Linked DNA regions of Homo sapiens: region 1 is linked to region 2. A link is a loop called in an ENCODE intact Hi-C map of the cell type or tissue named here. Cell type or tissue: heart right ventricle. All regions are shown on one strand. Links, peaks and the distances in the headings refer to the core of each region. The heading gives the core; the rest is flanking DNA.

Evidence for each region. Hi-C counts contacts between places; a loop is a spot of excess contacts. Peaks named below come from ENCODE experiments on the same cell type or tissue, not always from the same donor. Only the 100,000 strongest peaks of a DNase experiment are listed, where the experiment ranks them.
Region 1: it touches region 2 in a loop (2.8-fold over the local background); 36 of 110 quality-filtered maps call a loop at or near these places.

What each region holds. Positions count from the first base shown.
Region 1 is chr10:103,831,068-103,846,843 of GRCh38, reverse strand. All of the region lies in intron 1 of SH3PXD2A (SH3 and PX domains 2A), which reads left to right. Among named protein-coding and RNA genes, the nearest start is that of SH3PXD2A, 17 kb to the left of the region's middle. RefSeq lists enhancers at 11,077-11,632, 11,633-12,189. In heart right ventricle, for the core only: no CTCF peak of the experiment used is centred there; a DNase peak (open chromatin) is centred at 6,269; H3K27ac peaks cover 5,861 bases.
Region 2 is chr10:103,772,715-103,788,490 of GRCh38, reverse strand. All of the region lies in intron 2 of SH3PXD2A (SH3 and PX domains 2A), which reads left to right. Among named protein-coding and RNA genes, the nearest start is that of SH3PXD2A-AS1, 34 kb to the right of the region's middle. RefSeq lists enhancers at 2,955-3,456, 8,531-9,030. In heart right ventricle, for the core only: a CTCF peak has its summit at 7,029 (motif pointing right); DNase peaks (open chromatin) are centred at 8,790 and 11,030; H3K27ac peaks cover 2,348 bases.

The sequences.
Region 1 (15,776 bases), core at 3,081-11,080, 59 kb before region 2:
CTCCAAAGCCTGCCCTGTCCCCACAGAGACCGCTTAATGACACATTACACACCCAGGATGCCTGGGCTCCATGGTTCCACCTTAGGCCTAGTTGGTTGGCTCCTCAAGCCGTGAGATCTTCCACATGTCACCTCCCCCTTCTAGAACTACATTTGCCCATCTAGAAAATGGTGCAACTGTTTCTTTTCAGGCTTGCCTTGCAGAGCGGAGGGCAGGTATAACAGCTGCTTTGGAAAGCACTGAGCCCAGAGATGATAGCTGTGTGAGGAGGTCCCTTGATCCCCCAGTCTGGGTTCTTAATTATCTAGGGCAGGGATGCTATACAAAGTGAGTTGTTCCTGACCCCAGGGAATTTTTAAACAAGGTTCACCTGCCCAGCCACCTCTCCTGAGAAGCCTCATAGACAGAGTCGACTCAGGAGTACTTAGGCTCTTAGTGAAGATCTCTTCTAGAAAACGGCCTCTGGTTTTCCTTCTTTCCAAACCAATCATTTTTTTGTGAACAGGAAAAGACAGAGTTATTCCCAGTCCCATCTCTCCCTGCTGTTACCTGAGCGGAGGAAGTGATATCTAAGTGGCTGAGTTAGCAAAGGGGAAACAGCTGTGGTTTCTGCCACTCCACTGGGCTGCTTTCTCTGTCCCTGTGCTGTCATTTCCCTTTGGCTGGCGAGGAAGCCACCCTCCCCAAGCCTGGGCGGAGGCCCATGGCTGGGTCGGGGTAGACTCTGTGTGTGTGTGTCAATGCAGCATAAATTATGCAGTGGGGCGGGTGGGACAATTTAGCCTGTTTCTGGGATCCCTGGAGCATGAACTTTAGACCTGTTGGAAACTGATCACTCTTACCTGATCTGACCACAACTTCAGGGAGTCAGGAATGGAAGTAATGCCCCATGTTGAGAATGAACTTGCAGGGTGTACCAGGTGGGGTAGGGATTGATGGAGTGTGGGCTGGTTTGCACTTTTGCCTATCACTGTGTGGTCCCTGATGGAGAACCTACGTTGTTTTCCTTTTTTGAGGCGTACTCTCACTAAAGGAGACCTTGGCACGTATTGTATCACCATCATCATCATAGAGCTGTTACAGGAAAGGGGTCCCGATCCAGACCCCCAGAGAGGGTTCTTGGATCTCCAGCAAGAAAGAATTCAGGGCAAGTCCATAGAGTAAAGTGAAGGCAAGTTTATTAAGAAAGTAAAGGAATAAAAGAATGGCTGCTCCATAGACAGAGCAGCCCCGAGGGCCACTGGTTACCCATTTTTATGGTTATTTCCTGATGATATGCTAAACCAGGGGTGTATTATTCATGCTTCCTCTTGTGAGACCATATAGGGTAACTTCCTGACATTGCCATGGCATTTGTAAACTGTCATGGTGCTGGTGGGAGTATAGCAGTCAGGATGACCAGAGGTCACTCTCGTTGCCATCTTGGTTTTGGTGGGTTTTAGCCGTCTTCTTTACTGCATGCTGTTTTCCCTTTTTTTCTTTTTCTTTTTCTTTTTTCTTTTTTTTTTTTTTTGAGATGAAGTCTCGCTCTGTCGTCCAGGCTGGAGTGCAGAGGCGCAATCTTGGCTCACTGCAACGTCCACTTCCTGGGTTCAAGTGATTCTCGTGCCTCGGCTTCCCGAGTAGCTGGTATTACAGGCGCACACCACCATGCCCGGCTAATTTTTTGTTTTTTTTTTTTTGGTGGAGATGGGGTTTCACAGTGTTGGCCAGGCTGATCTCGAACTCCTGACCTCAGGTGATCTGCCTGGCTCAGCCTCCCAAAGTTCTGGGATTACAGGTGTGAGCCACCACGCCCAGCCTACTGCATACTATTTTATCAGCAAGGTCTTTATGACCTGTATCTTCTGCTGACCTCCTGTCTCATTCTGTGACTTAGAATGGCTAAACATCTGGGAATGCAGCCCAGTAGGTTTCAGCCTTGTTTTACCCAGCCCTTATTCAAGATGGAGTTGCTCTGGTTCACATGCCTCTGACACAGCTACCACATATTGAATTCCCATTTTGTGCCAGGCATTGCATGGCCTTTGATTTATAACCTCTGGCCCCAGGGTGGCCATGAAGGTATGCATTTTTAACCCCATTTGACTCATATGGAACCTGAGGTTTGGAGAGTGCAGGTAGCATTGTTAAGAAAGCACAAACCCAGGCAGATGTGACCTCCCTCCCCTTCCCCAGCCTGCGCCTGGTTCTACACCATCACTGTGTCTTACACACTTGGTCCCTTTTCAGGGCACCCAGGGCTACAGGGGCTTCTGTGAGAAGGTGCTCCTCATGGGGAACTTGCCCTGGTTGCTTTTGCCCATCTAAGTGTTCAGAGCATATAGGGATTGTCCCTGTCCTTTGAAGTGACTGCTTTGTAAACTCTTTCATGATAGGCCCAATTCTGACCCAGCGTTATCCCATTTCCTGATGGCCCAGACCCAAAAGGCTATTTTAAGGGACTTGCCTGTGTGGGAGAATTTCTCTCTGTAACAACAGAGGAGGAGGCCTGGCCGGCCTGGCATGGGGCTGGCAGTGGAGCTCCGAGAGGGTGAAACTCTGTCCTGAATTCTGCCTCCTGGGCTGGAACAGATTAGTTGAGCCCTCAGCGCAGTGCCTGGCACCCAGAAGGGATAGAATCACTTCTTGATGAGTGTGAGATTCCCAGAGGTGGCAGCCCAGGGATTTCTGCTGGTCAGAGCCTCAGTGGGCTGGCAAACTGATGCTTCTCTTGCAGAGTTAAGGTCCGTAATAGAACAATGTCTGCACTTTGGTCTCAAGCTGGGATTAATTACTGACTTTAGTCATCACTCATTGGCAACTTGAAGCAAGCAGCCTCATGTTTTTTGTTATTTCTGAACGTGGCAGCTCCCAGGCAGGGGAAGTGGGGATGTCAGGTTAGAGAATGTATGGGTGGAGTCCATTTTAGATGCAGGCACTTGTCTCATTTAATCCCCACAGCAAACCCTGGTCATCATCTGTGTTTTATAGGGGAGGAAACTGAGGCTCAGGGAGGTGCAGCATCTTGCCCCATCACTGGCAGCAACAGTGGGAGCCAGGGTTGCATCCCAGATCTCTTCAGGAACAAAGCCCGACGGCTTTATCTGACAGCTTCCCTAGGGGATGGGGAGCTAGGGAGCTCGTCACATAGGTCCTGGATAAAACCCCAAAGGGCTGAATTAAACCCCAGGTCACCTGCCCATGTGACCCTCCCTCTGAGCCCCTCCCTGAAAACATGATGTGGTTGGAGCGGATGTTAAGATATGATAACAAGCTTGCTATAGGAACAGATCTGTGCCAAGGTCTGGCCTCTATTTGCAGGTTCAAATTTGTATTCCCCTTGAACTCTTGCCCAGGGCCACTTTTGAAGGCCTGGCCCTTCAGAGGGTTCAGCTGCCAGTCTCCACATCCTCCTCTTGGGGATGGTGGATAGCATGGCACTGTGGTAGGGAGCATGGAGGAGTTTAAGTTCCTGGTATTTTCAGCCCCATGCTTGCTTAGGCAAAACCAGGCTCTGGAAACCAGAGTAAGCACTAAGAGAGGGACTTGGGTGCCAGCAGTTGGAAGTTGAGGGCAAGAGGATAGGGGCAGAGCATCGGCAGCTGCTGTCATGGGCTGTGGCTCTGAAGCTGGCTATGAATCACAGCCCTGCCACTCATTAGCTTGTTTCACTTGGCCAAGTTTCTTCACCTCCTGGGCCTCAGTTTCCTAAGTAAAATGGGTATAATAATACTACTACCTAACCCATATGGTTGTTACTCATATGATAACTGTTCCATAAACGGCACTATTGCTATCACCAGCGTTATCATCCTTCTTGATTTTGCTCAGTTTCTGCCATCTCCTGGAAGCTTCCCTGACCTCTCATCTTAAAATGACATTTCCAGTCTACGAATTTTTATAATGTTAACTGTTTTACCTCTCATTTAACACTTACCAAGAATGACCTTGGATTGTTCAGCCTTTGGCAAGCTGATACTTACTCATATTCATTCATTCATTGTTTCATTCAGTCAATATTTGAATGTTTACTATGTGTCAAGCGCTGGGAACACAGCAGGGCAGATAAAAATCCCTGCCCGTTTAGAGCTTACATTCTGGTGTGGGAAAGGAAACAATAAACAAACAAATGACACCCTGTCATTTGCAGCAACGTGGATGGAACTGGAGGTCATTATGTTAAGTGAAATAAGCCAGGTGCGGAAAGACGGAAAGACGAATATTGCTGTCCTCACTCATAGGTGAGAGCTAAAAAGAGTAGATCTCACAGAGGTAGTGAAGAGTAGAATGGCGGCTACCAGAGGCCAGGTGGGAGGAATAAAGAGAGGTTGATTAATGAATACAAAAATACAGTTGGGTAGAAATAATACGTTTTAGTATTTGATAGTACAGTAAGGAAATTGTAGTTAACAATAATCTATTGCATATTTTACAGTAACTAGAAGAACTGGAATGTTCCCAGTACAAATAAAAGATAAGTGTTTGAGGTGATGGATATCCCCATGACCCCGATTTGATTATTACACATTGTATACAGGTATCAAATTATCACAGGTACCCCCAAAATTTGTATAACTATTATATATCATTTAAAAATAAGAATACAATAACAAAATAGGTCAAAAACATAGTGTATGAGATGGGGGTTGAATGGCGTAGGGAAAACTAAAGCCAGGTGAGGGAGACAGGCATGTTGGTGATGGTGGGAGTTGCTGTGCTTTTTTTTTTTTTTTTTTTGAGACGGAGTCTCGCTCTGTCGCCCAGGCTGCAGTGTAGTGGTGCGATCTCGGCTCACTGCAAGCTCCACCTCCCGGGTTCACGCCATTCTCCTGCCTCAGCCTCCCGAGTAGCTGGGACTACAGGCACCCGCCACCACACCCAGCTAATTTTTTTGTATTTTTAGTGGAGACAGGATTTCACCATGTTGGCCAGGATGGTCTTGATCTCCTGACCTCGTGATCCACCCGTCTCGGCCTCCCAGAGTGCTGGGATTACAGGCGTGAGCCACTGCACCCGGCCTTGCTGTGCTATTTTATAGAGGGTGGCCAAGGACAGCCCCACTGTAGAGGTGGCTTTTGAGTAAGACTTGAGGGAGGTGAGGAAGTGAGCCCTGTGGCTATCTGGGGGAAAGTGGTTGAGGGAGAGGGAACAACAGGTGCCAAGGCCCCGAGGTGGCTGGTGTGGCCTGAGTGGAGTGAGAGAGGGGAGAGCAGCAGGTCATGGGGTCAGATAGGGAAAAGGGTCACGTTGAGCCTTGTATCCCTCCCCACCCTGCACAGCATGCTCTGCTCAGCAGTGAGGCCTCATGATGACCTAATGGAGACTGAAACTGGCCAAAACACTGCCAGAGAGGTGGCTTCAAGGACTGCTTGGGGTTTGACCCTGACCCCCTTTAAAAGAGACCTCCTGGGGAAACACAGTCTCCATCAGCAGCGTCATGGGTAGGAACTCCAGGGCCCCAAAGGCAGGGTACACACCAGGAAGCTTCACTGGCTGAACATTATTTTTGTGCCTACTGTGTGCAAGGTGCTGTGTTGAAAGCAGTGCTCCAGCTGGGAGCCAGGAGGCAGGTAGGGGCGTGAATTCCTGCAAAAGCAGCGACCACATCCTTTCATCTTTAACGCCCCCTCCTCATGCTAGCAGAGGGTCTGGATCATGGTGCGTCCTGGATCAGTGTGATAAATCCCTGGACAAAGGCTTCATTCTACTAAAGCCCCTTCCCCTCCGACCTCATACTCCTATTTTTACTGAAGCTTCTAACTTACAGTTGCTGAAGTTAGTTGTTAGAAACTCAAAACACATGTTCCTATCAGTATTGTATCGTAAATGGTGTTAAGATTCTCAAGTCAGCCCACCAAAACTTTTCTCATCCTCAGAGTAGATTTGTATCCCTGACAACCAGATATCTCTAGTTCACCTACAGCATAGGCTAACCTGGGAGCCTAAATGCTGTGTGTAACATCCAGGGAAACTGTCTTCCATTGTTCACAGTGAGAAGGAAACCCTAAGGCTACATAACAATAACAACCGTAACAACAGCAGCATGAACGATGTGCCCGCCACTAAGCACATCACTCATTTAATCCTTGCAACAGACTATGAGAAAAGCACTATTATGGTCCTTCCATTACTCAGAGAGAACAGAGGCAGAGAGAGATGCATGAGATGCATTTACCAATGGTCACAAGCTAGGAAGGGGCAGAGCCGGGTTCAGAGCCAGGCAGCGGGACTCCAGAGTCCTTCGCGAAACCTCTTGTTTCCTGGCCTTCCGGGAATCCCGCCAGCCAGCCTTGCTGCAGCCCAGGGTGGCTGTCTGTAGACCTTACGTTCAGGACACTTGTCATTAGGTGTTAACAAGTGTCAGGGTGAGGGAACAAAAGCCACGGGTGGCCAGTATGAGCAGTTTCTCTTTCTTCTCCCAGACAGGAAAAACCATTTGTTTCTGGAACCTGACACTGCAGGGGGTGGGCTTGGTGTATGTGGCCGCCTTCCTGGGCCATTTACAAGTGCAGCACATGGGTCTGGGGAGGGGGCTGGGCCGGGGTGGCGATGTGTTTATTGGTGGAAGCTAGATTAGGGTGTCTGGCAAGATGTTTTTGACACCTAGACCATTCCACTCAGTGAAACCCAACAGGTGGCCAGGCTGTTGCTTTAGCTGGAAGCGGGGCAACCTCCCCGCCCTGCCCTGTTCAGTTTATTGTTGGAATGAGATGGGTCCTAACCAGTCCTTCCTCTCTTCCCTGGCCCCAAAATAAACAGCAGCTGTTGTTGGCGCCATCATTTCTGCCTCTGCCAGTCTGTCAGCAGCGCTGGGCTCTTGCCTGGCCTTGCCCTTTTTGATTTGATGGCACTGGGCGTTGGGAGCCCTTTACCTTTGCCCTACGGAGCCTGCCCTGCTGACCAGCTGGTGTGCCCTAACATGCCCTCTCCCAGGCCTGGTGGCTGCCCACTGGCACTGTCCTCTCCGGCCCTGTAGTGAGGCATGTGTGCATGGCGGTTGCAAACTCGGACTCCAGAATCTGACATCCATTTGCCCCCTGGTTCGGCTGCTTAGTTGGTGACTTTGGGGAGGTAGTTTAATGCTGAGCCTCAATTTCCTTCTCTGTAAGGGCAGCTGTTAGTATCTGTATCATGGGATGTTGTGGAGATTATGTTGAGGCAGCCAGTGGGAGGCCGACTGCCTGACGGGAATCCCAGCCTTGCCACTCAGGGGCTGCGTGGCCTCTGGGGAGGGGCTGCGTGGCCTTGGGGGTGGGGCTGTGTGGGCTTGGGGGAGGGGCTGTGTGGCCTTGGGGGAGGGGCTGCAGCTTTCTGCACCTCGGTTTTCTCATCTGTAAAACGTTGATAATAAAAGCATCTCTCAGGCTGGTGATGAGGATGGCACGGGTTAATTAACGTAAAACAGAAAACACTCAAAACACTGCCAGGCACAGAGCAAGAGCTCAGTGACTGGAATAGCATATGCTCTCCGTCAGAGAAGGCGGAGCATCCCCTGAAAGAATCCTTCGCATGTGCATGTTCAGAGCTGACACAATTGCTGTTCTCCTGACCTGACTTTTGGGTCTGTACTACCGAGCTAATTTGCTTGGCCTCGTGTCGAACCTGTGATTAGAACTTCCACTTCAGGGTGTAGGGGTGTTGGTGGAACTAGTGATGAAGGAGGCTGGAGGCATGAAAAAAGAGAGTTGGGATTTCTATTCTACTTGCTAGTGGTTCTGCTGATGTAATGTAAGAAATGGAAAGAAGATTATGTCCACAGCCAAGGGCCGCCTTCAGAGCTGGTGAGCAGATCCCACGCGGGGTTGACCATTTATCTGTGCTGATGTGCACGCCCCAAGACGTTCTTCTAGGTCTGTATGTATGTTGATGTTCTGGACACCCTCCCTGTGGGCTGGCAGCTGGGGCCAGCTCATTTTGGCCTCTTCCTGGCTCTGTGCTCTGGGAAACTCTTGCTGTCTTTGGCTTTTCCTTGCTTTTTCTCTCCATTTTGGAAAGATTGTACTGGGAACCCCCATTAGAACATCCAAATGGAAAAATCTTTATTCTCAAAAAGAAAAAAAAGTCATTGGCCCTGATTGTGTTGGGCCACAGTGCCAGATGCCGCCGTGGGCACACCGATGCCTGGTAAAGATCCCCCACTTAGGACCGAGCTGTTACACGGTCTCCCCAGGAGCCTGGTCCTGTAGGAGAGGTGGCTGCCTGTGCTGTTTTGCCTCCCTGGCCTTTGGCAGTCCTTGTCCAAGGAGAGAGGGCAATGGTAGCTCCATTCCCAACATTTGGGGTGCTGCCTTCTGACACATTAGTGAAGAGAATGGTCTGAACCTTAGAGAGGAAAGCAGCAAAGTAGTTCAGAGAGGGGGTTCTGAAACCAGACTGCCTGAGTTCAAATTTCAGCTGTGCCATTTATTGCTGTGTGGCCTTGGGTGAGTCACTTACCCCCTCAGTGCTTGGATTTCCTCTTCCGTTAATATGAGGATAATAGTACCTTCCCCATAGGGTCGTTAGGAGGATTAAATGCCGATGATGGCAAAAGCCCTGCTAAGGTGCCTGGTGCAGAGTTAGTGCTCCATGTTGCTGCCATGATTTGCACCCACACCGCAGGTGAGTCTGCTTCCCATCAGCCCAGAGCCCCTGGGGCCTGACAGGTATATATTTAGAGCCCTTGAGAGGGCCACATGGTGTTTGTGACAGAGGTGTCTTGGATGGAACCTGTGGCATGTTCTAGAGGAAGGGCGAGTGTAAAGATTCAGGCCAGCAGGGGATTTCCTAGCTGAGTTCTGTGAGGAGTCCTTCACCCTGGGGGCTCAGTTTCCGCAGCTAACCATGCCCATGCCTCCCTTGTTGGTTGGCTGCAGAATCAGAGACACCATGAGGCATCCGGTAGTCACTTTCCTTCACGGTGGCTGTTCAAACAGCTGTGAGGCTTGGCGAGGGCCCCAAGAGGCGGCTCAGTGGGCTCTGGCCTTTCCCACTCTTTCCTGCACTCTCCTCTCGAGAGCAGCCCTGAGTTGTGCAGGGCTGTGGGTGCAGCAGGTGACGGTGTCTTCTGCAGGTACTGTGTGTGTCCTAGTTTGCAGAGCTCCTCACATCCACAACTTCTCTGAGGGGTGCTGCTGGGAAGTGCTACAGTTCTCCTGCCTATTTCACAGACAAGGAAAGGCTCAGAGAGGGTCCGTGACTCCTGGAAATATGGTGGGCACTGTTGATGCCTGCCCCACGTCCCCTGGGCTCACCTGAGTTCACCTGCAGTGCCCCAGCTGTGGCATCCAGCACACTGACAGCTCCCCACCTCACCTGTCTGTGTGAGCACTCCCTCCTGGGCCATGGCCCCAGGGAAGCTTGCTCTGCCCAAGTGGGTGCACCTGAGAAAGACTTGGGGAAGGTAGGGGGCTAATTGTCATCCCTGGAACCCACCCTCAAGTGGTGGGGAATGGGAGTTATCAGCCTGGATCCAAGGCCTTGTCTTAGGGTCGGCTTCAGGAAGAACCCAACTAGGATAGCAAACTTCTCCTGCTAGCAAGTGGTAGAGCTAGGACTGAAAACCTCTGTCTGGGACTCCCAGGTCCCCACACCAGGCTGCCTGTCCGGTGGTGCCTGTCTGGAGGTTTATGGGTTTCTCGTTAGAGAGGAGTCAGATAAGAAACTTGTTTGATGAGGTCTTCTTGATAATAAGAGGGCAATTTCCTGAGTAGGTAAAAGAATAGAGGGCTGAAGAATACTTGATAAGTACAACAGCTTCTAGGGGCCCACCAGGGAGGAGCTCAGTCAGTGCAAACACGATAGGCGGGCCTTGGAAACAAGGGAACCCGGCCTTATGTAGACTTGCCTCAGGAAACAAACGAGAGACTTAGGGATAATAGAAATCTAATATCTTCATCCGTCACTCATCAGGCTGGGAGGAGCAGCATCAGTAAGTGTCTAAGGAAACGGAGAGGGGCTGCCGGCTCCTGTGCCCAGGTGCAAGGTGACATATATGAGCAAGACGCTCTGCTTGTTTGTAGTAAAATTCCCTCTGTAAAATCGGGCTAGTTGGCAGAGCATTGGACATTATGAACATGAAAGCTTCTTGTGATGGTGTTTCAAATTGTGGAGACACTAGTGTGTTTTTAGAGATGGTGAGAACATCTTTAAGAAAACAAAGGGAGAAAAGAAGGGGTGTGTGTGTGTGTGTGTGTGTGTACATGTCTGTGAGTGTGGAGTGTGTGTGCACTCGTGTGTTGGGGAATGTTGCATGTGTATGGACATGTCTGTGTGGGGGTTTGAGTGTGGACTGTGTGTGTTGGATGTGTTGTGTGTGTATGGATGTGTCTGTATATGAGTTTGAAGGTGGAATGTGTGTATTGGGGGATGTGCTGTGTGTGTATGGATGTGTCTGTGTGTGAGTTTGTGGAGTGTGTGTGTTAGGGGATGTGTTATGTGTGTATGGATGTGTCTGTGTGTGGGTTTGAGTGTGGAATGTGTGTGTTGGGGATGTATTGTGTGTGTATGGACATGTCTGTGTGTAGCTGTGAGTGCAGTGTGTGTGTGCATGTGTGTGCTGGAGGATGTGTGTGTGTGTAATAAAAGCTGTTGGCATATTCCTGGGGCAATCTTTTATCCTTGAGAGCCCCCTATGATCAGGCTAGGGGGTCCAAGAATACTTAGATTTTAGTATAAAAGGGTCTCATAGATCTTTGCATATACTTACAATAACCACCTTTGATCTTTTCCTCCATTGCCTCTTTGGTGCCAGGCAGGTGCCCATAGACCTCATTTCATGCTCTCAAAAGAGACTGTGTTTCTCCCCTTTATAGATAAGGGGCCTGAGAATCAGAAAGGCTGAGTCACTCACTCAAGGTAACACAACTAGGAAGACGCGGTACTGGGATTTGACCAGCCTTTAGTCCATCCTTTGCTGGTTCCTCGTCCAGTGAAGGGGGAGCTTGGTGAGATTCAGCCAAGCCTTTGCTCATGCTGAAAGGGGCCTCCCTCTCCACTTGGGGCACTTGCTCTAGAAACGTGATTTCTGGCTTCAGTGAAGGCCAAGGAGGAAGTATAGGGAGCAGAAGGCTCTGAGGCCTGGCTGCATGAACTATAGAGTGGTGCAGGTGTGCTGTGAGGACCTGCTTCAGGGAAAAGTTGTTGTGACCCAGAGGAGGGTAGAGCTGCACGGGAGACTGGAAAATCAGCGAAGACTTGGTGAGGGGTTGGGGGGGCGGCCAAAAGACCAGGACGTCCTTGAGTTCACCCCCCTGGGCCTCCAGGAGAAGAGACTGTAGAAAATTCTAGCTGGGTAAAGAACTTTATGTCTAGTTTTCATACCCTGTGAGCATCTGTCAACCTGTTTGTTTACATGGTCTGATTTCTCCACCGTGTGGAGATTCCATATCCAGGTGTGTGAGGATGGGGCAATGCAGATCCATCGTTGTCTGCTAAGCGATTTCACTTCGAATAAGGGAATGGCAGAGAAACAGACCTTCCCAGTCTGGATTCCTGGAAGGGATCGCGGGTGGACATTTCGTCATTGTGAGTTCTTGGCAGACAGAGGCAATGGGGCCACCCGAGTTGCCTGGCTGCTCCCACCCCTGCGAGCTCACGTCAGAGCAGTGGGAAATCCCACGGAAGCTGCAATCCCAGATGCAAGTCTGCATGGGGCATTTGGGATTTACTCCCAGCCTGGGCCTTTCGTACCCTTTGGTTTCCAGAGCTGCTGGGAGAGGGCTTCCTGGTACCTAGCCAGCTTGTGACTCCAAACAACTGCTTGAAAGCAGACAGCTTCTGCCAGTGTCCCCAAGAACCTTAAAGGGCCACCTCTGCCCCACCTGTGTGCTCCAACATCAGCCAAGTCTGGGAGGCAGGCAGACTCATTCAAGGCAGCCTGAGCAGCACAAATGTTGAAAAATTATCCTGCAATAAATTCCCAGGCCCAGAACTATTAAGATAAGTGTGAACCTACTACAGCATTAACTTGCATGTTGGTTCAGCTGTCTACTGACTTAGATTAGGTTGTAGCGGCCCACATAGTGGTTACAGGCCGCAGGGCTGCTTGAGAGAGTTGGAGTTCACCACCGGCCATGTGACTTTGGGCAAATTACTTAATCTGCCTGGGCCTCAGTTTCTTCATCTTTAAAATGAGGATGATAAAGTAGCACCAACTCCTAGAGTTGGTGGCTGGCATAAAAGCAACGTTAATGGTAAAAATACCAGAGACAGCAGGTGCTTGGCATCCCCACTGTGCTCCCTGAGTGGTGGCCCATGCCGAAGCAGTTGGCTCCCTCCCTTTTTGGAACAGCTTTATTGAGATATAATTCCCATACCATAGGACCAATTCACTTAAAGAGTATGATTCCAGAGTTTTTAGTATATTCAGAGTTGCACAGCCACCACAGTCAATTTCAGAACATTTTCATGTCCACCAAAGAAACCCTGTACCCTTTAGCCATCACCTGTGACCACCACCCTAGGCAGCTATGAACCTGCTTTCTGTCCCTGTGGACTGGCTTGTTCTGGACATTTCATATAATGGAGTCATACACTACCTGGTCTCTTGTGACTGGCTTCTTTCACCAGCATAACATTTTCATCTACCATCAGCCCCTTCATTGGCTCGTAGGGTGAGCTGGATTCCTTCCATGTGGTGGCCGAGGGGTCCTGGACACAGCCACTCCCCATGGCCCTTGCAGGGCTGGCCTCTGCTCCTGAGTTCAGGTTCCATGAGAGCATTTCCTCTTGCCACCTTGCAGAGTGTGTGGATTTTCTCCCCTGCCCCAGCACCTTAAAGCTGGCCAGAGCTGGGTCTTTCAGGAAGTGTTGAACTCTCCTGCAGTTTATTCCCATTGCTTCCTCTGGCCTGGTTAGAGACGTGGGGGAGGGGTGGAAACTGGGCAGAGCCTTTACTGATCTGTTCCCCAGGGACTCTCTTTCCGGGAGGGGGAGGGGAGAGACAGACAAAAAAGCATCTTTATTTGTTTTTAATGTTGACTAACTCCCCAGCCCTCTTACCAAGTTCTGGTGAAAGTTGCTGGGTTCCTGGTCACGCTGTCCTCCCTCAAAACACAGGGTCATAGGACTTCTCTCTTGGGGGCAGCTAATAGGGAAGTGGCCAAGTGTTCCACACACAAGAGTCAGGCTGCATTTCTTTTCCTCTAGCAAAGGAGATCCAGTGCAAAACCAGTGAATCGTTAGGAGGCGTTCAGTTGCAAGCAACAAAATCCCAGCTGAAACAATCTCAAGCCATGTGGAAATTTATCATCTCACTTTCAAGAAAGTTCGGGTAGATAATAAGGAATTATAACTTTTAAAAAAAGATTCCTCTGTTAATGAACATTTAGACTGTCTCTAACTTTTTCGCCACTTCAAACAATGCTGCTCTAAACATCCATATATAAATATAAATATATAGATATAAATATATATATATATGTCTTTGGGAACTTGAGCTACTATTTTTGTAGGATAAATTATTGAAGTGACATTAATAAATAAGACAGGTTAGGATTTATGTCAGATGGGTCAGTTCACATTTAATCTGTTGTCCTATACCATCTGTATCTAAATCCATCAAATGAGAAGTGATGTTTACAGTGAAGACCATTGTGGATCCCTCATACCTATGGAATCACTTCATGGACATTGTATTATTTTGCATTTTTTCCCACTTATGGCTGGGCAGCAGGCTAAAATAATGCTTAGATGGAAAAGACGTAACATAAAGGGCTTCCTGGTTAACCACCAGATATTTAGAATATTCTATACCCTTGAGTGCCATAGTTAGCAATTTTGTTCAAGAGAGTTTGTGATTCTCTGTTAGAAAGTACAGGATGAAAAGCCTAATAATGCTAAGTGTTGGTGAGAATATGGGGAAGTGGGAACACTTACGTAGAATTTTAAGTGGTGTAACCACTTTGGAAAACAATGTGGCAATATCTAGTAATTTGAAGGTGTGCTTATCATGTGACCTGGTGGTTCTACTTCTATTTTTTTTTCTTTTTATTATACTTGAAGTTCTAGGGTACATGTGCACAATGTGCAGGTTTGTTACACATGTATACATGTACCATGTTGGTGTGCTGCACCCATTAACTCGTCATTTACATTAGGTATATCTCCTAATGCTTTCCCTCCCCCACCCTGCCCCAGTGTGTGTGTGATGTTCCCCTTCCTGTGTCCAAGTGTTCTCATTGTTCAATTCCCACCTATGAGTAAGAACATGCGATGTTTGGTTTTTTGTCCTTGCGATAGTTTGCTGAGAATGATGGTTTCTAGCTTCATCCATGTCCCTACAAAGGACATGAACTCATCCTTTTTTATGGCTGCATAGTATTCCATGGTGTATACGTGCCACATCTTCTTAATCCAGTCTATCATTGATGGACATTTGGGTTGGTTCCAAGTCTTTGCTATTGTGAATAGTGTGTAGTATTTTAGATATTATTTAGAGAGTAGATAGAAATTTATTATTTCCTCCAGATCAGCTGGTTGAACCTTGTTTTCTTTTCTTTTTTTTTTTTTTCTTTTTAGGTTCTACTTCTAAGTGTATACCTTAGATTCTAGGGTGTAGAGACTATCTCCCAAGTGCACATGAGAAGACACGTGCAATGATTTTTATTGCTATGTATTTGTAAGACAGACAAATTGGTTTATCAGTCAGAATGGGATAGGTTAAGTTACAGGAACAAACAGCCCCCAAATTCTATTTCTTGCTCATACTGCCTGTCCATTGGAGTCATTAGGGGCTGCTGCTCGTTGTAGGCACTTGAAAACTGAGACTTGCAAAGGCCTAGAGTGCTTCCATGGTCCCTGGGGCATGGGGAGAGAGTGTAGCAGTGTCCGGCAGTGGCAATTAAATGCTTCTGTCCATGAAATATAATTCTGCCATAAAAATGGAATGAAGTGCTGATTCATCCTGCAACCTGGATGAACTTTGAAAACATTATGCTAAGTGAAAGAAGTCAGACACAAAAGGCCACAGGTTGTATGATTATATTCATATGAAATGCCCAGAACAGTTAAATGCATAGAAACAGAAAGTTGGTTAGTTGTTTCCGGGAGCTGGAAGTATTGAGGAATGGAGAATAACTACTAACTGCCATGAGGTTTCTTTTTGGGGTGTTGAAAATGTTCTGGAATTAGATAGTGGTGATGTATTAGTTGCATAATTCTGTGAATATACTAAAAAAACACTGAATTGCACACTTTAATTAGTTAATTAATTAAATTTATTTTTGTAGAGACTGAGTCTTATGATGTTGCCCAGGCTGGTCTTGAATTCCTGGGCTCAAGCAATCCTCCCACACTGGCCTTCCAAAATGCTGGGATTATTGAGCCACCCTGCCCAGCCAAATTGTACACGTTAAAATGGTGACCTTAATAGTATATGAGTTATGCCTCAATTTAAAAAAAATGCTTCTGTCCAAAAATAACACATCCCTTGGCCAAAGAGGTCACCTGGCCACACATACCTTCAGGTTGTTGAGGAAGCACAATTCTACCATGTGCCTGGGAAGGAAAAGAATTGGTATATTCAGTGAACAGCCCTAATGGCTACCACTTGGAACAGTACAAATGCCAATGGTTGGATAAATAAGGTATAGGATATTCACTGATGGAATTCTGTACAGTTAATATGAATAAGATCTGTAAGTGTCAACATGAAAAGATCTCCAAAACAGTATTGAATGAAAAAACAAGAAGTAGAATATTATCTCTGATACCATTTATGTAAATATTATTTATGGAAATATCGATCCATTTATGTAAATTAAAAATTATTCACAAAACAATAGTGTGTAATGTATGGTTACATATGTTTGTAG
Region 2 (15,776 bases), core at 4,155-12,154:
AAAGATTTTAGATCTCCCAGAGACCTCCACAGATGGATGACATCAGGCTCTCCAAAGGACTTGTGGGAGTCCTGGTGCCAAATTCCCAACTTTCCAAGTAGGGCAGCATCTCCCAGAGATGGAAGGTTCAGGCTGTGTTATCAGCCAGACTTATTTGGGTTTGCGCCTTGGCCTGCCCCTTTACCAGCTGTGTGAACCTGAGTTACCCTCCAGGAGTCTCCACCTTCCCATCTGCAAAATGGCTGTACTCGCAGAGCCTGTCCCATAGAGCTGTTGTGGGATGTGAAGATGAGCCTCAGGAAAGCCTTGCCATCATGGCTGGAGCAGCGGTGAAGCATTATTATTATGAGATTGTTGGTGCTGCCTCTGGCATCCCTGGAGAGGGGAAGGGGCTCCGATCCTCCCTGTGAACAGAATGCATGCCCAGCCTGGATTAGGGGAACATTTTTCCCAGCCACAGAAGGGTCTTGGGTACCTCCAAGCTGCAGTAAATCAATGCTTTGGGGCTGGTGAGGAGACAGACCCCAAAGCCACCAGGGTTTGGCTCTATCTGCTAATTATGGAGCCTTGATCTGGTGCTCAGTAAACAAAGTGGCCGGTTCATCCACCCTGGCAGTCTTGTGCTCAGTGCTGGCTGAGGGGCTCGGGAAGAGCCCAGGAATGTGGTCCATTTAGGTATACCTTGTTCAAAAAGATTTTTTTTGTTTGTTTGTTTTTTGCCAAACAGGAAGAATGAGGCTGGTGTTTGGGCTGGAGCTAAGATGCTGGCAGAGGGTCTTTGGGTGGGTGACAAGCCAGGGCCATTCTTCCTGCTGAGACAGTCCCGGCAGCACCTCCCGAGGGCAGCCCTGGCGGAGGCCAGCCTGCCTTGCTCCCCAGGGAGACAGGCTTGGTTTTTTTCTGGGTTTCCCAGGGCTTCACTGCTCATCTTGGAACCTTTGAGGAGGAATCCCCAGTGGGAGGGTGGAGGGAAACCCCTCTGTGTGTGCCTGCCCCCACTCCATCCAGCAGTGCAACAGGGTGGGGACCAAGACAGAAGAGACTGGGGCCAGGCAGTCTGGCAAAGTGCCAATGTTTTAAGAAAACTGTGTAGGAGGACTCCAAAATGGGAGACTCTATCCATTGCTTTATATATATATTTGGTGCATATTGAGAAAAGTCTGCTGCTGCCTGAGTCTGGCAGTTGGGACAGTTTGGAATACCTGGGTTTCTTGGCTGTGTAGTCAAGAACCAGGGTGCGGGCTGGAGCCATGGGCCTGTGCCCTGGATGGGTGACAGAATCACCTGTGATCTGGGTTCACCTGCGAGCCAGATTAAAAATGCATCCAGATTCCTGTTCCCCAGCAGCCTCCTGAATCTGACTGTCTAGGGCAGGCTCCCTGTGTCTGGAGTTCAGATAGGCTTGATAAGTGAATCGGATGCAAAGCTGGACAGAACTGTGGAGTGCTGGGATAAGGAGACCCTAGGGCCTGAGGAGCTCCCTGTCACAGCTGCTGGTGATGCCTGCAGGTGACCTCAGTCCCAGCGGCCAAGGGCTTCTCTCACCTCTGCACTTTCTCCTCAGCTCAGGAAGGGCAAGAAGGAAGGAAGGAGCTTAGGGACAAACCTGACTTGCTCCTCCTGAGGCAGGGGAGGTTGGGGAGCAGGGGTCACCCCTCAGGCTGGGGGGACTCTCCGTAGGAACCAGTGTTGGCACGTGCTTTGTGTCAGGCCCTGCCCCATGTCCTTTCCATGATCACCCCTGAACTGCTTACAGCCCACCCTGGGATGTAGGCACCACCACTCTCCCCCATTTTTCAAAATTTATTTTTATTTTATATTTATTTTTTTAAGAGGTCTCACTGTGTCACAAGGCTGGAGTGCAGTGGTACAATCATAGCTCATTGCAGCCTCACCCCTGGGTTCAAGCAATCCTCTCAGCTCAGCTTCCTGAGTAGCTGGGAGTACAAGTGTGCACCACTGTGCTGGACTAATTTTTAAATTTTTTGTAGAGATGGGGGGTCTCGCTATGTTGCCTGGACTGGTCTCAAACTCTTGGCCTTAAGTGGTCCTCCTCCATTAGCCTCCTTAGTAGCTGGGATTAAAGGTGCAAGCCACAGCCCCCCAACATTCCCCCTTTTTTAAAAAAAAGAGATGAGGGTACTCAGGTCACATAGGATGTCAAGGTCTCACCACAGGTAGGTGGAGGAGCCAGGATTCAGACTGGGCAGTCTGGTGCTGGAATCCATGCGCTAAGCCGTTCCTCTCTGCTGCCACTTTGATGTGCTGCAGAGCCAGCCTGGGAAGCCCCACACCTCGAAGAGGAGAGGAGTCCTTTCCCTTCCTTGCCAAGAAGGCTTCAGCTACAGAGCAGAAGGGGCAGGTGGGGGCTGGGCATAGAGAGAAATGGTCAGTTTCTGTATGTTCGTTTCCTTGCTCTGCTCAGGAGTCTTGGATTCTCCCTGTGGTGTTCTCTCTCTGTCTCTCTTTCCTCAGTTTCTCTATTTCTCTCTGTCTGTCTGAGGTCTCTGAGCCCATCTCTGGCTGTGGCTGTGTTTGTTCCTGTGACCTTTCCCTGAGCCTCCGTCTACGCTCTTATGTCAGCCTCCCCGGAGGCTTTTTCTCTCGCCCTGATTCTGTCTTTGCCAGTCTCGTCTGCATGTCTCATCCCAGGATGCGGCCGCATCCCAAGCAGAAGTCTGGGAGAAGGGCAGGTGGAAGCCTGCTCTGGTCTGCATGGGAGTCTCCTGCTGGGATTAGTGAAGGCAGAAGCCCTTGCAGGGGAGGAAACCTGCTTCCCCTCCTCAGGAGACTGTGGGGATGGGGAGGCAGCTTTCCCGAGAGTGGCTCACGTACAGACGCGCCTTTTGGAATCAGGCGGCAGTCTTGGCACCTGATGGGGAGGCTGTCCTGCCTCCTGTGGGCAGCCGTGATGGCCAGCCATTGCTCTGTCCCCCTCCCAGAAGAGCAGTGACTGCTTCCTCCCTTCCCTGGGCCATGCTGTGCCCGGGGGCCCTATGAGTACAAGGGGCTGGCAGTGGCCTCAGCCCTCACTCAGGCTACCCCCGGAGAGTGGGGTTCAGAGTCCCTGTGAGTGGGGTTAGGGGCACGGAGGGCAGGAGTCTTGGGCCAGCTCTTCCCCTTATCTGACTGGACAGAGGGTCCCCGGGTCTCATCTGTCTGTTCCATTGCCTAATCCCTGCCCACCCCCATGCTAGCTGTTCCTCTAAGGCCACACCTGCCCCATTGCTGTTCCTGCTAGAAATAGCTGAGCAGTGGGCAGGTGCCCAGGAAAGGGAGTGGCTCTTGCAGGGACAGGCTGGCCCCCAAGCTGTCAGCGATCCAGGTCAGGTAGGTGTCAGGAACAGGCTTGGGGCAGGGCTTTGCTGGCCCTTGAATATCTTCTATCAGTGAACAGCCGTTTTCTCTGGTCCAAGCCTTTGCCATCAACTGGAAGGAAGGGTTGGGGGTGAGCACCTGATCACATTTGTTGAGCACCTGCTAAGGGCAAGTGTTGGTGTTCAGAGTGGGGCTGAGGGGCTGGAGACAGATGCAACCCGAGCTGACCTGCAGACTGGTTACCCGTCTAAGCAGACACGCCTAGTAGGCTGCCGCTCCCAGGTGTCTCTGCGTGTAAGCCACACATGTGCCTCCACCTCAGTGTGTTCCAAACCCAGCTGCCATCTGGACCCCTCCCCACATCCTCCCCACTCCCTTCTCCTTTTCCCCCTTCTCCCCTTCCTTCCTCCTTCTTACTTCTCCTCCTCCTCCCCTTTCTTTTCCTCTTCTTCCTCCTCCACCCCAGCAGACCCATCCTCCTGCCTCCTCACTGCACCCCCCGAGTTTTTACTGGGACTGTCCTGCCCTCCAGCCAGCCGCTGCCAGTGCTTCTCTGTGCTGCAGCTTCTCTCCAGTGTTTATTTGTAATTAGGAATGTTTTCAATCCTATAGAAAATGATATCACAGGCATGAGAGGACCGACTGCCCAGATTTAACACGTGAATATTTTGCCACATTTGCTTCAGATATGTCTCTTTTAAATAAATAAAATGGTGCAGATAGAAGAGGTGTCTGGTCAATGCTACATTCCCTTCCTCCTGCCTTGGGTCTGCGTGTAGGAGTGGAACTGGAGGTGGAGAAGGGCTGGGGTTCAGGTAGGCTGGGAAGGCGCTCCAGGCACGGGCATCCACGTGGGCAAGGTGTGGGACAGGACCGCCTTGGGCATGCACAGAGGCTTGGGCGACCCCTGCTTCTGTGACCTCTTGGGGTCTGAAGTCCAGGGAGGGCGGGACCTGGAAAAGGGCAGGCCTGCACACAGGTGCCCCAGCAACCCCCGAGCAGCCAGCATCTTCTCTCCCTGCACTTCCTCCTCCTCCTGCATCTCATTCCAGGTGGGCAGCTCCCCTGTTTGAAAGGAGCCCATCACCTGGGTCAGCAGCTGGGCTGCCACCTGGAGAAGTAGCCTGCAGCTGGGCACCAGGGTGGGCTTGGAAGACAGCAAGCTTTGCGGGGGGACTTTTCCTGTTGCATTCCCAGGTCCCTGGCAGGAGGCAGTTTTTCCCCCAAGGAGAGCCTCATTAGAAGGGCTGGCAGCAGAGCCTGGGAAGCACAGGCTGCCCCGGGCGGCTCGCCTCACTGCGGGGGCTGCTTTACAAGGCTTCCCTGGCAACACTGCCCGAGGTTTATTTTTAGCTCTAGGGATTCCTCTCTTTTTCCATCTGGGCTCCACCTTGTTCTCCCCTTTTCCCACTGTGAAGGAACACTGGGAAGTCCTTGGCTTAAGGAGATTCCAAAAAGAAGTTATAGGAGACGTCTATGGGCAAAATAAATGCCTGACCTCAGTGACCAGGGAGGAAGCCATCCAAGCAGCAGATGCCAGCTTTGACACCTTCAGACCTGTACGGGGCACACCTGTGCCTGGGTCAGCTGCTATGTGCATCTAAGATGCCAAAAGGGATTCAAACCCGGTTGGGACCACCCCACACCTGGCCAGTCATGTCCCATATCCAGCCCAATAGCAAGTCAGCTCGTCCTCAGCTCATCTTCTCAGACTCTGCCCCCCAGAGACAGCCCGGATCTGCCCTCTTCCTCTGCATCGACTCTGCCCCCACCGTGGTCCAGCCCCGCATCAACCTGTCACCTGGGCAACTGAGACAGCCTCCTCAGGGGTCTCCACATTCTCACGGTCACCTCCTCCATAATCCAGTCTTCCCACGAATCAGAGCCCTCCTAAAACATAAACCCTATCCTGGCAGACCATGGCCTTGAACCTTTCTGAAGACTCCCTTTCTTTTTGGAATGAACTCCAAACTCCTTGCCTGCCCCCAGGCCCTGGGTGATGGCCCTGCCTGCCCTTCCAGACCCATCTCTGTCACCCTCCTGTCACTTGTTCTCAGCACCCCAGCTCGCTCGCTTCACCTGCTCCTTGGGCACCAAGCGCAGTGCTGCCACCAGGCCTTTGTCCTTGCTGTTCCCTCTGCCTGCAGTCCCTTCCCTCAGGTCCCCAAGGAGCTGACTCCTGGGCACTCAGCCTCAGCTCACATGGCACCTCTCATAGAATCAGAGAGCCCCCCCCCCCAAGGCATGCATTCATTTCATGTACTCTTGGTCACTTTGTCACATTCTACTGTCTTCAAAACACTTATTACAACCTGTTATTATCTTTTTTTTTTTTTTTTTTTTTTGGAGAGATGGAGTCTCCCAGTGTTGCTCAGGCTGAACTCCTGGGCTCAAGCCATCCTCCCACCTCAGCCTCCCAAAGTCTGGGATTACAGGGATGAGCCACCATGCCCAGCCCATTGTCTTCTTAACTGTTGTTTACTATGTCATTCCCCACCTCCCTCCCCTTCTCCCCAGAATGTGAGCTTTCAGAGAGCAGGATCTTGCCTGCTCCATAGCTTCTGTTTTCCCGATGCCTAGAACAGTACCTGCCATATAGTGTGTGCTTGGGAAATCATTGTTGAATGAATAAATGAATGCATAGTGAGCTGCCGCTGGTTATGAAGGAATGGGAGAGAGAGGCCTGCTGTCCTCCTCCTCCGCTTTAAAGGCAAGTTTTATTTAGCTCCCATTCCTCCTCTTGTGTGCCCATCTTTGCCTATGGGCTAGATTTACTATTGGGATCTGCTTGTTAAGGATTAGATGAAATCTTTATGGCAGAGAACAATGAGGACTTCTCAAATTTTCATGTGCACATGAACTACTTAGCAATCTTGCTAAAAGATTCTGATTCAGCAGGTCCGCCTGGGGTTTGAGATTGTGCTTTTCCATCAAGCTCTGAGATGATGTCAGTGCCACAGTCTGCCTTGAGTAGCACCGGCGTGGAACATTGGGAGGATATGTTTGAAGTCCCTCTTCTCCATTCCTCTCTTATTCTTCTTTCGGTCCCAGTGTGATCTTTCCCTTGTTAGGTCATAGCCCTTCGTGACCAGGTGGGGATCTGATCTGGTGAACTTGGGCTTTGTGAGGAGCCCTGTTGCAGCACTTCCCAGAGGCTGCCCAGGAATGGCGTGGGCTGCTTCAGAGAGGCGGTGGGTTCCCATCGTTGGTTCCTCTGAGCTTGAGGGTCATGTGTCAGGCATGCTGATGTCCCTGTGGCAAGGAGGAGGCTCCTCCCTGCAATTCAGCTTTGTGTCTCTGTGTGCTTTCTACAAGCTTGTGAAACCAGGATCTTGAGGTGTGGCCCATTCACCTAGAGTGACTTTCAGAGGCCATCTGGCAAGTCCTCCACCCTTCTCAGTCCTTCCGGGGGAAAGCATGGCATTCTAACCACTGTGCATGTGGGTTTGATAGATACAGCTGTGGGAGAGGAGTGATGGTTTAGTTCCAGCAATAGTTGAGTCATGCAGGGAATGTAATGCCTGACTTGATTGGATCTAAGGATAGAACCGCAGGAGGAATCTACATTTTCTATTGCCTTCCCTCTTTTAGTTTGTTTCAATAGACCTTGATTGAGCTCCTCTGTATGAGTCAGGGCAGGCTAACTGCTGTATAACAAACTCAGTGACTCAACATATTTATTTTCTGCACAGGTCCCAGACCTAAACAAGTCACTAGAGGGCTCTGCTCCAGGCAGTCATTCAGGAACTCAGACTCCCCCAGCTGGTGACCCCATCCTGCGTGGAGTTTTGCATCTAGCCAGCAGGCAAAGGAAGAGAGAATATGAAGGACTGCAGGGAGATTCTGTGGGTTATGCCAAAGGGAAGGGTACATTACCCTGCTCATGTGCCACTGGTCAGGATTTAGTTCCATGATTGTACCTCCCAGCAAGGGAGGCTGGGAAATGTATTCTAGTCATAGGTCCAGGTATGTGTTGGATACCATGATGGACAGTGGAAATATCAAGGCACAGACATGACTTTCAAGAAGCTCACAGGCTTTTGGAAGGAAACAGTTTCACAAGCAAATCATTAAGTCCAGTATGGTAAGCATAGTTCTAGAAGTGTGACCGATCTGCAGGAGTGATGGGGAGGAGGGAGCTGTGGAACAGCAGGTTACACCTGTGGAGACCTCAGGCAGGCCAGGCAGTGTGCAGGGACGGACAAGCAAGGGTGGCAGGGCGTGTGACTAGAGAGGTCAGTTGAGCAGAGGTCATGAATAGGCTTGTGTCCCACAGGCAGCAGAGAGCCAACAAAGGGTGTGAAGCCGAAGATGAAATCTGCAGAGTGGGGAGCAAGTTGCAGCAACATTAGAGACTGGTTCAAACTTAGCACTCTCCTTGCCTGGACCTGCAGAGAGGTTTCACATGTATCTTGGTTTCTCATGCCAGGAAATTTCTAACAGAGGAGGAAGGGGTGGCAGTGGGGAGGTGACTCTCCAAGTCACCTGGTGCAGGCAGTGCTTCTGGCTGGAGTTTGCTGCGCCTGCCTGACCTTTGAGGGTTCCACTCAGCAACACAGGGCCTGGATGGTGGCTTCCAGTGTCTTCAAGGATGCTTTCATTGCCCTCTCCTGAGTTCTAGGATGGCCCAGCCACTCTTATTTCCTGGGAAGGCCAAAGAGGCTGGTGCTGGTTCACAGCCCCAGGGCTCCATATTAACCAGGCAAGGCTACAGGGAGGAGCTGAACTCTGCCCGCTTGACCCCAGCCTTCTGCAGTAGCCTACTCTTTCGCTTTTCCTTTTGACAAGACTTTGGAGGAAGAAGGTTCTGAGACCTATGGGCACCTTGACCCATTTGGAATAGAGAAAAAAGTGGGGAATGGAGATGCTTGGGGAAGGGAAGGAGAAAGGCAAGGATGTTAGACTGTCATTTAGAAGTGTTCCGCTTGGCTTCCCTTTCCAGGAAGCCCATCAGGGTTGCACACTGGGGGCCTGCTCTGGAATCTCCTTGCCTTGAGCAGCAGCCTGGGCCCAGGCCCGCTGAGGGTCTGTTTTGGCTTCATCTTTGCCAAAAAGTGCTCTCTTTGTCCCAGATTTCAGTCTGAATTTGATCCCGTAGTGGCCAGGGCACTTGGGGTACCACAGTTCTAGGCCATTTGGAGGATGAGAAGAATCAAGAACAATTGGGGCTAGGGGTGTGGTTCAGCCGGGAAAAGGTTAAAGCCGTTTGCCTTCCTTCCCCTTCCCCCTTCTTCAGGGCCTCCTCCTATTTTGGATAGTCCTTGCAGTTTGTGTGAGAGAGAAAAGTGTCAGGCAGCTTTGGGGAGAATTTCAAAAACCTGTGAGTGGTCTCTGGCAAGGCTAGGGGATGGCTAGAGACCCCCAGGAGGAAACAGAGTGACCACAGCCAGGAACCTGCCAGAAAACACCTCAAATCTGGGCAGACTTCCTTCTCTGCGGAGTGTCACCACCGGCGCCCTGGGCTGGTGCCAGGATTCCTCTGGCTGGCTGTCTCACACACAGATGTTTCTTGCACCACTCTCCGTCCTCTGTACTGGCCAGATGTGTCTTCCTAGAATTCCACTTTCACAGTGTTCCTTCGCTGCTCAGCAGCCTCAGGGGCTCCCTATTGCCTGGAGGAGGAAGTCCGAGTTCTTCCTCTGTTTCAGATGACCCCTGCAGCCCTGCCCCTCACACTGCCCCATGTATACCCTCCCTGCTCCAGCACCAGGCTCCCCCAGCTCCCACACTTCCTAGGGACCAAAGGGAGGGAAGTTCACAAGCAGCCGGGGCTGGCACACGGGGGTATCAGGAGGATGCTGGGGTGTAGCTCCCATCCATAGTAAGAAGCCGGCCCCGCACGGCGCCTCATGCCAGGCGGGTGGATCGCTTGAGGTCAGGATTTCGAGACCAGCCCGGCCAACATGAGGAAACCCCGTCTCTACTAAAATACCAAAATTAGCTGGGCGTGGTGGCAGGTGCCTGTAATCCCAGCCACTCGGGAGGCTGAGGCAGGAGAATCGCTTGAACCTGGGAGGCAGAGATTGCAGTGAGCCGGGATCGTGTCAGTACACTCCAGCCTGGGCGACGGAGCAAGACTCCATCTCAAAAACAAAAACATAAACATAGTAAGAAGCCATGCCTCAGGTTCTGTGACTCCTGGGGAGACACTATTCCTTCTGCCAGGAGCCAGGCTCAGAGCTGGCCACTTGCAGAATCTCTTATCTGACTCCTTTTGTCACTAGCTCCCCAGGTGCTCTGCTGCCCTGGCCTCATGCTCTTCCCTCTTGGCCAAGGGGAGCTGAAGTCACCTGAGCTATCTGTGTTGGGACAAAGCTCAACAGCCTTAGGATGAGAAAGGGTGTGAAATTATAGGTGAAAAACCCAAAAGGCCTTACAGCTGTTGGAAGTTAGGGTTAGATGGGCTTGGCAGGTGGCCCTGAGCAGCTCCCTGAAAGCAGAAAGGGCTGGAGGAGGGCATCAGAGATCAGGGAAACACCACCGGAGTCTCTTTACCTTCAAACTGGCGACCCCATTCATCTAGCACTCACGGTAAGGCCAGCACACCTGCTCACCTGTATTCTCATTTCATCCGCACAGTGCCATGGGGCGCTGTTTCTACTCCCATTTTACAGATGAGAAAATGGGGTCACAAAGAGATTAAGTGACTTGGCCAAGGTCATGTAGCTAGGAAAGAATAAGCTGGAGTTCTGACTTCAGCCCTCAAGCATTCCACTACTGACTAGAACACTAATAATGGTAAAACAGTGCCAAGGGAGGTGCCTCCTTCTGGGGGTTTCCTCTGTGCCTGGCCTGTGTTAAAGCGCTCTACCTATTCATTTCCCCCCGCCTTTTTTTTCTGGAGACGGAGTCTCGCTCTATCGCCCAGGCTGGAGTGCAGTGGCACGATCTCGGTTCACTGCAAACTCCGCCTCCCGGATTCACGCCATTTCCTGCCTCAGCCTCCCGAGTAGCTGGGACTACAGGCATCCGCCACCGTGCCCAGCTAATTTTTTTTTTTAATTTTTAGTAGAGACGGGGTTTCACCATGTTAGCCAGGATGGTCTCGATCTCCTGACCTCGTGATCCTCCTGCCTCGGCTTTCCAAAGTGCTGGGATTACAGGCGTGAGTCACTGCGCCCAGCCCATTTTCCCTTTTTAACTTCAGCCACCATGGAGGGGAAAAACAGGCATGGTCCTATTTTACAGATGAGTAGACTGAGGCTCAGAGAAGTTATGTGGGAATGATGACTCCTGGCATTTGGCAGCACTTGCTTGCATCTTCTCCTTGGATCCTCACAACACGTGTGGAGACAGGCAGGTCCAGCATTTCACAGATAAGGCTGTGGTTACCCAGAGAGGCCAAGCCATTTGCCCCAGTTGCCCAGCAACTTCTTGCAGGCTAGAACTGGAATCCTCCTCTGTTGACTCCAACCTAGTGCTCTTTCTCTCCTGCACAAAGGCCATGGGTCAGCAGGTGGGGGTCTGTGGAATGAGGCCACTGGGGTAGGTTTGGGGACAGGCATCGGTACTTGGGCACCTTTTGGGCATCAGAGAGAGGCTTTCTGTGGCTTGAGGATTTCCCCTGGGATTGCATCCTCCAGCACATCTTTGCTTAATTCACCCTGTGTATATCTCACTGCAGGTGTCGGGCTATCCGCCCAGGCCTAGCATGTTAAATGTCACGTCCTGGCCAGCCCCCACCCACGGAATGAGCTGCTGGGAAAGCCAGAGGCCTCCTCCCCAACCCTGGCCCACGCACGCCAGCTGGGCAGCTCCCCTGGGGCCTCTAGATGCCCAGAGCCAAGCTGGCCCAGGCCAAGACGCCTCCCAGACCCATCCACCCCTCTCAGTCTCCCTGCCGCCTCCCTGACCTCAGGGTTGTAGTTTCCTAAGCACTTTCCCTGGCATGAGGGACGCAGCCTGGTGTCATAACAAGAGTAATGGTGACAGGGGTGATAAGAATAGCCGGTGTGTATGGAGCACTTACTCAGTGCCAGGCTCTGTGCCAAGCACTTTACCTACATTATCTCATTTAATCCTCTCACCCACCTGACCAGTCAGGTTTTGTCCCTGTTCCCATTTCACAGATGAGGAAACTGATTTGAATGCAGAGCTGCCTAGCTATTCACGATTTATTTTTCTTCACATTTTCTAAAATGTTGTGCAAGCACCACTGTGATTCAGGAAGAGACTCTTCATAGTATACGGACAGATATTTATCTTTTAATGGTTATGTTTTGTTTTAATGTGTTAATGGTATGGGTTGAAGTTTTTATGTATTCCTCCCAAAATTCATATATTGAAGTCCTAGCCTCTGGTACCTCAGAATGTGACCTTATTTGGGAACAGGGTCATCAAGATGTAATTAGTTGAGATCATCCGGGAGTAGGGTGGCTCCTAATCTAACATGACTGGTGTCCCTGTGAAAGGGGGAAATTTAGACAGACACACACGCAGGGAGAGCATCATGTGGAGATGAAGGCAGAGATCAAGGTTCTCCTTTTTACAAACCAAGGAATGCCATAGATGACTTACATCCCTGAAGCTAGGGGACAGGCATGGGACAGACCCTCTCTCACAGCCCTCAGAGGGAACCAACCTGCCCATACCTTGATATTGGACTTCTAGCCTCCAGGACTGTGAGACAATCAAACTCTGCTAAGACACCTAGTTTGTGGTACTTTGTTACAGTGGCCCTAGCAAACTAAATAGTTAGAATACACACACACACACACACACACACACACACACACAGACACACACACGCATGCACACACTTTTTTTTTTTTTTTTTTGAGACAGTGGTGTCTAGCTCTGTCACCCAGGCTGGAGTGCAGTGGCATGATCATGGCTCACTGCAGCCTCAACCTCCTGGGCTCAATTAATCCTCCCTCCCCAGTGTCCCAAGTAGCTGAGACCACAGGTGCACAGCACCACACCCAGCTAATTTTTAAATCTATATATTCTGTAGAGGTGGAGTCTCACCATGTTGCCCAGGCTGGTCTGAAACTCCTGGGCTTAAGCAATCCTCCTGCCTTGGCCTCCCAGAGTGCTGGAATTACAGGCATGAGCCACGGTGTCCGGCTATACACTTATGATTTGAAGACAGAGAAAGGGGCCATGAGCCAGATAATATAGGTGGCCTCTTGAAGCTAAAAAAGGCAAGGAAACAGATGCTCCCCTAGAGCCCAGGGATGGAAATGGCTCTGCTTTCCCCAACCCAGATGCTGTAGACAGCAGCTTAGTGAGTGTGTGTTATTATCGAGCAGGCATCTGAGACCTCCCACCTGCCAGTCCCCATCCCAGAGACTCCAGCCACATGTAGTGCCGTCCTTGAGCTGGGTTCTGAAAATGACTTCTCCATCTCGTCACACTGCTGGTGATGCTTTAGGGCACCCTAATTACCCCTGAGAGTGGCACATCAGGCATCTGCCCTCATCCAGCCCTGGTGCCAGCTGTGTGGTCATCCTCAAGTCGCTGGAATAAATGATCAGGAGCCTCCACCCCGGATCCCAGCACTTTCTCTGACATACGGCAGCATTTCATGGAATCCGTGAGCAAGGCAAATCACTCCCATCCCACTGCTTCCTGTAGCAATCCTGACAGGCCCACTGCCGAGCATAAGTCCCTGCCATTCCTCCCCCTGGAAGGCCTTCCTCCCATTTCCCAGCTCTCTATTCAAGGCCTGGCTCTGATGTCTCTTCTGAGACATCCTTTTGCTCACTCCAGCCACACTGATCTTGTCCTTTCCTAAACTCCCATCGCCTGGCTTTTCATACCACTCAGCAGGTTGACACCCACTTAATGCTGCTAGTTAAGTCCCTTGTACCCATGTGGGTGTCCCAGCTCCCACTCGGATCACAGACCATGACTGACACTCCTGAAACCTGCTGATGTGGTAAAGGCCTGGTTGGGAAGGGACTTGAAGTAGTGAAGGCTTGCATGTTTTCCAGAAAATGGTCAAAGAAGACTTCTTTGACTTGTTAAGGAACTTTAGAACCTGGAATGGGCTCCCTGTCAAAGTTGGGGTGTGTTCTAGCACCGTGCTTCCTCAGCGTGGCATGAGCCATGTCCCAGCTAAAAGCATCCCAACTCCTTGCCAGGGTGGACAGGTCCTCTCTCTCTCCTCTCGCTCTCTCCCTGGCTGTTCCTTCAGGCCTATCTGGGGGGCCACTAGTATGGAAATGGTAGAAGAGTCACTTAACTTGAATATAGATCATTAGAAATGATCAAATCTGCATAACACTCCAGGCGTCCAGCTGGGACACCGGAAGGGCGGCACTTTAGCAGCAAGGACCTAAGTAAGACCCTAAAGTAAGGCCTACTGTAAACTCACCCTAATCAAACCCAAGAATAAGTCCTAACAATATCCACAGAGGAGACAGAATTTGGAGGTTGAGTCACATCAAGTTAGAGGTACTTGGAAAATACCTAGGACTTTCCATAGATCCCCCCTAAGAAAGCATAAAACTCTGCCTACGTAAGTTTGAGGTGATTAACCATTACTTGAATTGGCTACTAGAACAAAAATCAACACTTTTCAGAGAAAAATAACAGAATCCAGAGTCTCTACAGCATATTAGCCACAATGACAAGTATAAAATGAAACATTACTAAGTGGTCAAAGAAATAAGAAAATATGACCCATAGGTGTAAAAAAGTACTAGAAACTAACACAGAGATGGCCCAGATGTTGAACGACTTTCAAACAGTTAAATAACTAAAGGAAAATATGGATTTAATGATTAAGCAGATAGTAGAGAAATGGAAACTATAAAAAATAGAGTCAAATAGAAATTTTGAAACTTAAAAGTGCCATAATTGAAATGAAAATTTCACTGGATGAGCTTAACCGCTAGTATGGAAATGGCAGAAGGATCACTTAACTTGAATATAGATCATTAGAAATGATCCAATCCGTATAACAGAGAAAACAGAATGAAGAAACACACGCACAGTCCCAGAAACATGTAGTACAATATGCAGTCTTCTGACTTACATGTAACAATAGTCCCAGAAATAGAAGAAAATTATAATGGAGTAGAAACAAAACTTTTTTTTAAATGGCCACAAATTTTCCAAATATTGTGAAAATTATCAACTTACAGATTCAAGAAGCCCTGTGAACTCCCAAAGAGAATAAATATAAAGAAAATGGCTAGGCATGATGGTTCATGCCTGTAATCCCAGCACTTTGGGAGGCCAGGACAGGAGGACCACTTGAGGCCAGGAGTTCAAGATCAGCCAGGGCAACATAGTGAGACCCTGTCTCTAAAAGAAAAAAAGACAATTAACTGGGTGGTGCACACCTGTAATCCCAGCTACTCAGGAGGCTGAAGTGGGAGGATCACTTGAGCCCAGAAAGTCAAGGCTGCAGTGAGCTGGGATTGTGCCACTGCACTCCAGCCTAGGAAACAAAAGCTCGACCCTGTCTCAAAGAAAGAAAAGAAGGCTGGGCACAGTAGCTCACACCTGTAATCCCAGTACTTTGGGAGGCTGAGGCAGGCAGATCACTTGAGCTCAGGAATTCAAGACCAGCCTGACCAACATGGTGAAACCCCGTCTCTACTAAAAATACAAAATATTAGCCGGGCATGGTGGCACACACCTGTAATCCCAGCTACTCAAGAGGCTGAGGCAGAAGAATCGCTTGAACCTGGGAGGAGGGGGTTGCAGTGAGCCGAGATTGCACCACTGCACTGCAGCCTGGGCAACAGAGCGAGACTCCGTCTCAAAAAAAAAAAAAAGAAAGAAAGAAAAGAGAAGAAAAACCACACTTATCATTATTGTCCCTCTCTTCTTCTGTGATGCTCGCTGATGTGTCCCCTGCATGTAACACAGGGGACTGCTTAGTCCTCAGCTAAGTAGAATGAACAAATGAATTCTGAGGTTTCCCGCAATCTTGCATGGTCCCCACAGAGACTGGGTGGCCTTGTCTCTTTTTTTCTCTTTTTTTTTTTTTTTTTGAGACAGAGTTTCACTCTTGACACACAGGCTGGAGTGCAATGGTGAGATCTCAGCTCACTGCAACCCCCGCCTGCCAGGCTCAAGCGATTCACCTGCCTCAGCCTCCTGAGTAGCTGCGATTATAGGCGCCCGCCACCACGCCCAGCTAATTTTTGTATTTTCAGTAGAGATAGGGTTTCACCATGTGGTCAGGTTGGTCTCGAACCCCTGACCTCAGGTGATCCACCCCGCCTTGGCCTTCCAAAGTGCCGGGATTACAGGCGTGAGCCACCGCGCCCGGCTGTCCTTGTCTCTTTTTAAGGGGAATTTCTGGGTCAGGAAAGCCACCAGCTTTTTGTAGTAATGCACCCTTTTTTCTTGAGCTAGATAGAAAGGGCACAAGGATGAAGGTTTGAGGATTGGGGCCTGAAAGCTTGAGTCTCTGGGAGCTCCACCCTCTGGGAGGGGCGAGGAGCCGGCCTCTTGGGTTACAGATGTGCCCCAGCTGGGCTCGCCCGTCCTCCCCTCTC